Regions from separate parts of the Homo sapiens genome. Here regions 1 and 3 are each linked to region 2. A link is a loop called in an ENCODE intact Hi-C map of the cell type or tissue named here. Cell type or tissue: gastrocnemius medialis. All regions are shown on one strand. Region 1 has its middle 49 kb from the start of RREB1. Region 2 overlaps RREB1 (ras responsive element binding protein 1). Region 3 overlaps RREB1 (ras responsive element binding protein 1).

Region 1 (2,500 bases), 180 kb before region 2:
ATCAACAGAAATGAGAACAGGAAGCCAGTGTTCAAGGTAGGTTGAAGGGTTGATTTGCATTTAAGGCTAGGAGGGGTAGCTGGGTTTAGGTGAGTTAGGGGCAATCGATGGGTCAGGGCTGAAACTAGAGCTGTGAGTCATCTATATAGAGGTGATTATCATTCACACGTGTGAATGAGCACCTAAATTTGAATTTGGTGGCAAAGGACTAGTTTTAGGGAACATTCACAATTAGAACTTGCCTCAAAATATAATTTTGCAGGCCGGGAGCAGTGATATGCTTGTAATCCCAGCACTTTGGGAGACTGAGGCGGATGGATCAGTTGAGGCCACGAGTTCGAGACCAGACCTGGGTGACAGAATGAGACTCTGTCAAAAAAAATTTTTTAATATATATTTATATATAAATTAACATTAATAAATGTAAATGTATTAATAAAATTACATATATATGTAATTTTGCAGATTGTCCTCCTTCCTCATAGAGTGTAAGTTAGTCATTCCTTGGCTTTAGTTAGAACCGATACGCTGACTCAGCACTGTTCCAACCAAGTGCTTTAACCCAGCGGCTCCCTAACCTGCCTCATCAGATTAAGAGGCCGCACCACATAGTTGTTGCACCAGAATCTCCTGGGCCAGCAGTCCATTTTTTTTTTTTTTTTTTTTTTGAGACAGAGTCTCGCTCTATCACCAGACTGGAGTGCAGTGGCGCGATCTCGGCTCACTGCAACCTCCACCTCCTGGGTTCAAGTGATTCTCCTGCCTCAGCCTCCCGAGTAGCTGGGACTACAGGCGCGTGCCACCATGCCCAGCTAAGTTTTGTATATTTAGTAGAGACAAGGTTTCGCCACGTTGGCCAGGCTGGTCTCCGTCTCTTGACCTCAAGTGATCCACCCGCCTGGGCCTCCCAAAGTGCCAGGATTATGGGCATGAGCCACCGTGCCCAGCCAGTCTGTATTTTTAATAAGCTTTACAGGTCACTCCGGTATGGATCATTTTGGGGAACCAGTTTCTTAGCTAGTTTGTTGTAGAGCCTGAGACCTTCCCGTGAGACCTCCTATGTCTCTCCCAGGGAGAGAAAGAGCTCAAACTTTTTATGAGTTCGTTTCAACCTGTCCTTTTGCTTTTGTATATGATGGACGGTCATTGATAGTGGTGCTCAAAGTTGTTTTTATCCAGATGACCTGCTGCTTTCCAAATTTAGCACTGGTCTGAAAGAGTGGAGGGATGTGTCAGAAGTCCTCTGCCCTGCTGCTAGGCTGGAAGGAGATTTGGGTTGAAGAGCTATGTGGAGAGTGGAGAGTGACTCAAACTTTGTACATTGAAGCTTGTTGGAATGATGCAATCACCCAGGCATTGGACAGACCACTTCCTGTACCTTTGGATACACAGACCCAGGGTGTGGTATTTGGCAGTACTCTCAGGAGTAGGCTGGCTGATCCTCTTCAAGGGAGCTGAGTAGTCAGAGGTAAGGCCAGGCAGGCTGCAGGCTCCAAACCCACAAATGTTTCTAGTTTAGAGATAGATGGATTGTCAGAAACTTGGAGGGGGATTTCTAAAAGGTGATGAGTATGAACACCTTTCTCAAGGAATACCTGGCTCTCTAGGTATATGTTTCTTTCTTTATTGTCAGAAGACAAATGTCTGTCCTGTGGAGCAGCAGTTACACACGTTGTCACAGCCAGCTTTGAATTAGTTTGATGCTGATGATCTGCCTACAATTATCATTTGCTCTTCATTTTCCCATTTGGTTTATAAGCTGTAAAGAGACGAATTCACCTGTCTATATTATTACATGCCTGGTGAATGAGCAGGCGGAAATGAATGTTTAAAATTGATGGTGGAGGGTTTGAGGGGTAGGATCACACCACACCCCACACCCCATACCCGACTCCAGCATCACATACACAGAATTCAAGCTGTCCATTTTTCTAAGTCTCTAACTGTTGAAGCCAAGGGTGGGTCATTTTGTTATTGCTCCACCCCTACCCAATAAACAGTGGAAGTTGATAGAGTCTAGTGGGGTTTTTTTAATTGTGGGAAAGTATACATGTAAAATTTATTATTATGGCTTGAAGCCGGGAAGCAGAGGTCACAGTGAGACAAGATCATGCCACTGTACTCCAGCCTGGGCGACAGAGCGTGACTCCATCTCAAAAAATAAAATAAAATAAAATAATTTACCATCTGAACCATTTTTAAGCACACAGTTCAGTAGTGTTAAGTGTATTCACATTGTTGTGCGGGAGAATCTAGGTTTTTAAAAATCCATTTAGAATATAAGGAAGTATTCTAAAAATGTCAGAAAATGAAACCCAGAGTTATTAAAAAAAAACTATACATGAAAGAAAATAGTTTTATGTGCAAACACAGCATTTGTATTCTATCCTAAGAGAAGGCACATAGAATGTTTTTCTTGTAGGACAGGCTTGCCTGAGTCTGTCCTTTCACAGTAACTAATTTTAATCAGTACAGAGGAAAAAGACAATCTGGTGCTTGA
Region 2 (2,500 bases):
CTGGCCAACAAGTGTTTTTGAAACCTGCGTTATTATAAAATACTAAACGGGCCCGTTTTCCTGCATCCCTGCAATCCAGAGAGCCCACCACTATGTAAAAATGTCAGACTTACGCAGTGAAATGTGAGCTTCTAATGACTCATGTGAGTTGTTATGTCACTTTGGGAGCCTTTGTAGTTTGATGCAATACTTTCACATCATGGATTGTTTTCTGAATTTAGCATTAATAGGGACCTTCTCATGGGGACGTCAGCCTGGCAGTCCTAACCAACTGTAAAGGTGACGCACTTACCAGTGTGAAAATTACAGAGTAAACCATGTGACAGGGGGGAGCGAGAAGCCGATTGTTTTCTTTGAAATCAAGAATCCTATCATAGTAGCTTCTTACTTGTTTTCCTCTTGGCCCAGTTCTTTTCTCAATCTGGCCAGACTCAGAGAAGCAGCAGTGTTACCTTTTGACAATAAAATGTTAAAAGTACTTTATTTTTACTTGAAATTATTAAATACTGTGTTCAATTTTAAATGAAAAACAATAAGTAATTTTTTTCATTTTATTTTATTTTTGAGACAGAGTCTGTCTGTCGCCCAGGCTAGAGTGCAGTGGCACAATCTCTGCTCACTGCCACCTCCGCCTCCCAGGCTCAAGCAATCCTCCCACCTCAGCCTCCCCAGTAGCTGGGATTAAGGTGTGCACCACCATGCCTAGCTAATTTTTGTATTTTTAGTAGAGATGGGGTTTCACCGTATTGGCCAGGCTGGTCTTGAACTCCTGGCCTCAAGTGATCTGCTCACCTTGGCCTCCCACAGTGTTGGGATTACAGGCGTGAGCCACCGCACATGACCACAAGAAGTAATTTGGAAGACGCACCATGAACACTGACATACTGTACAACTAGTCACACTTTTTTTTTTTAATGTGGATGTTTTAAAAATAAATTTTGCAGAAAACACCTGCAGAATGATATGAGGAGACCCTGAAAACAGTCAGTGGGGTTCTCCACTTTTGTTCAGGTTGCCTTGTGGAGCTACTCAGAAGCACACAGGCCGGATTTCTGGGTGTCTGATTCTGCCCTTTCCGGGTTTCTAATTCTGTTGTCTTTGATTGTTGCATCTTTATTCTTAAAAGCGCCTGAGGAGATTTGTAAGCATCATCTTAAAGGGTCTTTTAGCTCAGGAGGGAATCAATGTCCCCTGTCTCTGATTATTACTCCTGATGTGAAATTGTGGCCATGCTGTCATGGGGGCGGTGCCAGGTCCACACCTTCAGGCTCTGTATGAATGGCGCCCCCTGGAGTCGTGTGACACAGCCAGTGCCGGTTAAGGCTAGTCCCTCCTTCCCCTGGGAAAACACGTGGCCCCTCTGGCTGGTCCCCAGGTGCCAGGCCCTTGCTGTGCATTCACAGGGGAGTGCGTGGCCTTGGGCACCTGCACTAGTTCAGGCTTCTATCGACATTAATCTAACGCCAGAGGCCCCTGTGATCTGTGTTTCCAGGGAGCTGTGTTTAATTGTGGCAATCCTAGGGTTATGAGACAAAAGTACTGGGCCCCAGCTCTGAAGTCATGTTGGTTAACACACAAAACCTTTTACCCTGTAACATTAGCAACTGGGACCTTGGACTCCAGCAACTTGGGGGAAAGGGAGGAATTCAGTGATACACAAGTGATGCACCACCAACTTCCGCCTCCTGAAGGCCCCTGATCCCCTCCCTCCTCCTCTCTTTTCCTCTCCACCTCCTTTTTCCCTTGTGCTTTCTTTCTCCCTCACATGCATCCGCACAAACCCAGGACAAGTTGTAGAGGAGCTTCTATTGCATTTTGAAACATGATGTTTACAGCACAAAAGGAATCCAAGTAAAAGGAGAGGGTAGGCAGACCAAAGCAGGAGGGGACTGTGCCTCTCTCAGTGGCTCACCCATCTGTGCGTTTGGGATGGGTCTAGGGGCGAGGCAGGGCTGCCAAAATGTCCTCTTCACATGCACATCTGTTGAGTGGAGCACATGATCAAATGCAGACATAGTTACGTATTGGTCACTCATTTGCAACCAAGCTTGGAGCAGGGGGAACAAAGAACCTTTAATGAGAAGATCTCCTGACTGTTGCCACCTAGGACCACAGTGAACTTGAACAGAGGTCACTGCAGGATGTCTCGGCAAGTCAGACAGGAGTTGTCCTGGGAAGTCAGAACTCACTGCTCCCGTTCCCCTGTGGGAGGGACACAGCCACCAAGGCCAGGAAGGGGGACTGGCCACCCTGGCTGGGGGCTGTCCCTGACTTCTTCTCTTCATGGGCCCCCAAAGATACCCAGGGGTTCCCCATTGGATTTCCTAGTGTCCATATTACGGTGTCCTTGCCACACTAGAACTCGTTAGAGGGCGTCTTTCTCTTTGTGATAGAATATAGGTGTTTTCTTGCTGTGCTCTAAAATCTCTTCATTCGCTTTTTTTTGTTGTCGTTAATATTTTAATTGTAATACCGTTGTTTTACTTTAAATGTATATTTT
Region 3 (2,500 bases), 95 kb before region 2:
GCCTCTGCAGCCATGTGATGGGCGGAGCCACGTGGGGCTAGCTTACCAAGCCAGGGCACTGACTTCTGCCCCAAGGCCGGGCAGGGAGGACCCCAGCACCGGCCACTCTAGGACCCTAGAATGAGTTCAGTGACTTTACGTGGCACCCCCTCTTTCCACTTTGAGACTTACCTCACTTTTGCTGCACCACCTTTGGTGGTCGCTTTTCTCTTAATAGTGATTCTTCATTCTTCATGGGGGGATAACTTTTCTCTTCTACACATGCTGGGACCCCTCTCCAGGAGGTTCTGGTGGAGCATGAACCAGTGGCTGGGGCATTGGAAGCTTCCCAGGCGATGCAAATACAAAGCCCTAATAAAGCTTTCAAAACTGCGTTAGAAACAGGTCACTTTTACATTTGTGTTGGAAACTTGTCTTGAGACAAATGAATACATTTGAGCCACTGGGATTTTTGGGGAAAATACAGCTAAAAGGGTTAGGAAATGATACATAAGGAAATTCTCCCATCTGATGCTGGCTGGCTTGCTTGCTTGCTGCAAACCCGAGTGTTTTCTATTAAGTGAGGCATTGTGGTTCCTATGCTAGCCCTGATGGGCCTTCAGCACTGGCAGGTGTAAATGCGGCTCATTAATTTTTTAAGAAGTTGGAACTCTGACAGTTTTCAGGGATGCTGAGTAGCTGGTACCAGATGTTTCTTTTGTTAAGGGCATGGAGAGGCAGTGTCACAGGTAATCAGGCTATGGTCGTTCACTCCCTTGGTCTGAGACTATGCGTTTTGTGGTGCTGAATGTTTTCTTAAACCAAGAAGGGTGTGGGGAGGTGCATGTTCTGGTTTCTAGTTGGGCTTTCCCCCGACACTGGCTCTTGCAGTATTATCTTAGGTAGAGGTGTTGACTCAATTATCATTAGACCCAGCTCCTGTTGGAAGAGAGTAAATGGTGCTTGGGGCCTCTTTATCTAGACCGTTTTGCCACCGCTGAAGTGACAGCCTGTGCTTCTAACTGAATTCAGTCCTTTTTTTTCACTCCCTTTCTGTGGAACAACAGCAAAGTCGGCTGCTCATCATTCGGGTGCAGACTTTACAGCCTCTGAACAGCCTCTGCTTTTGCAGTTTATGAATGCACCATTTGTTGTTTTGAGCACAACTGTTAGATACAACTGGCCTCTGCAGCCCACTCTGCCGGCGACCAGTGTGCATCACTGCAGCCTTTTTTTCTTTCTTTTTTTTTTTTTTTTTTTGCATAGGCCAAATTTTTGCTTTAAATACCACCATTTTGTCCACACTAGAATTTCTTTGACCCAACTTACATTTTTTCAAATGTAAGTTTCAGAAATAAGGTTTTAATTTGCTCAAACTGTTGGTCTAGGGATCCTGAATAAGTGCAAGTATTTTACTTTATTAAAGGGGGAATTGTTTTTGTGGCTTGGTTTTGCACACTTTTTTTTTTATATTCTCAAACATGTGACTTCCAAATTTTCCTTTAAATTGGGTTGAAGTTAGAAAGTTTTATTATTTCCTAAGTCATTATATTTTTTCTTTTTGAGCTTTATGCACAAATAATGTTTTCAGTTTAGAACTTAAGATCTTAAATGTTCTCATAACAAAAAATAAATATATGAGGTTATAGATATGTTAGCTTGATTTAACCATTTCACAATGTATACATGTATCAAAACCTCACCTGTACACTGTACATATACAATTTTAATTTGTCAACTATATTATAATGTGAAACTTAATTTTTAAAACTGAATTTAAGGGAAACTGTCAAAACCAAACTTTACAATGTGGTATTGAAGAGTATTTATAAGTAACTGTTTAATTTCTCATTCTTCTGCTCTTGAAACATGGTCTTATCCAAAGGTGATAGCATTAATGTTAGGATTTTCACTTCTGTTTTGTTTTTCTCACATAGACATTCTTTGGCCCTGTGTAATTATATAGGTGCTGTGTTCTCTGGTTGTATACATTGACATTATTCCTTTTTTTTTTTTCACAAATTATTTCTATTTCTTTGTATTTTAGTTAATGAAGTATATTTTAATCTTTTTCTACTGTGCTTTACATATTCAACAACTGGTTCAAATTGTCAGTTCTAACTGCTTTTAGGCCTTGCTTCTCCCAAGGAGATACATTTCTGTTAAGGCAGCAGTAAACATCTTACAGCAACCAACTCTATGTGCCTTGGTATCCTGGAGCTTCCAAAAATGAAACAGTCACTTGTTGAAAATGAAGAAGCTTTCTGTAGTTGAATTTTGAAGTAGATATATTTATTTGTTGTCCTTCAGCGAGGTTATGAAGGCCCTGGGTTACATCTGCATTTTTTATAAAATTGCGACATACAAACATAGTTAAGGGGGGAAAGTGTAATCTTTTGTGAGAGTCATGCTTTCTTCTTCGTCTCACCGTGTAGAGGGGAAGATCTGTCTTTTTATGATTAAAAAAGACACCCATTCTTTCCACTACCTGAAGAATCTTGAAGGTCCATGTGAAGACAAA

What was found. A loop is a pair of places that touch in the nucleus more often than their neighbours do. Peaks named below come from ENCODE experiments on the same cell type or tissue, not always from the same donor. Only the 100,000 strongest peaks of a DNase experiment are listed, where the experiment ranks them.
Region 1: a loop joins it to region 2, with 2.6 times the contacts of the local background. A loop is called at or near these places in 8 of 110 quality-filtered maps.
Region 3: a loop joins it to region 2, with 2.3 times the contacts of the local background. A loop is called at or near these places in 7 of 110 quality-filtered maps.

Annotation. Positions count from the first base shown.
Region 1 is chr6:7,057,236-7,059,735 of GRCh38, forward strand. No RefSeq gene overlaps it. Among named protein-coding and RNA genes, the nearest start is that of RREB1, 49 kb to the right of the region's middle. In gastrocnemius medialis, no CTCF peak of the experiment used is centred here; DNase peaks (open chromatin) are centred at 563, 899 and 1,346; H3K27ac peaks cover 2,500 bases.
Region 2 is chr6:7,237,694-7,240,193 of GRCh38, forward strand. All of the region lies in intron 10 of RREB1 (ras responsive element binding protein 1), which reads left to right. Among named protein-coding and RNA genes, the nearest start is that of SSR1, 74 kb to the right of the region's middle. In gastrocnemius medialis, a CTCF peak has its summit at 1,298 (motif pointing left); a DNase peak (open chromatin) is centred at 1,318; H3K27ac peaks cover 1,724 bases.
Region 3 is chr6:7,142,632-7,145,131 of GRCh38, forward strand. All of the region lies in intron 1 of RREB1 (ras responsive element binding protein 1), which reads left to right. Among named protein-coding and RNA genes, the nearest start is that of RREB1, 36 kb to the left of the region's middle. In gastrocnemius medialis, a CTCF peak has its summit at 1,175; no DNase peak of the experiment used is centred here; H3K27ac peaks cover 1,968 bases.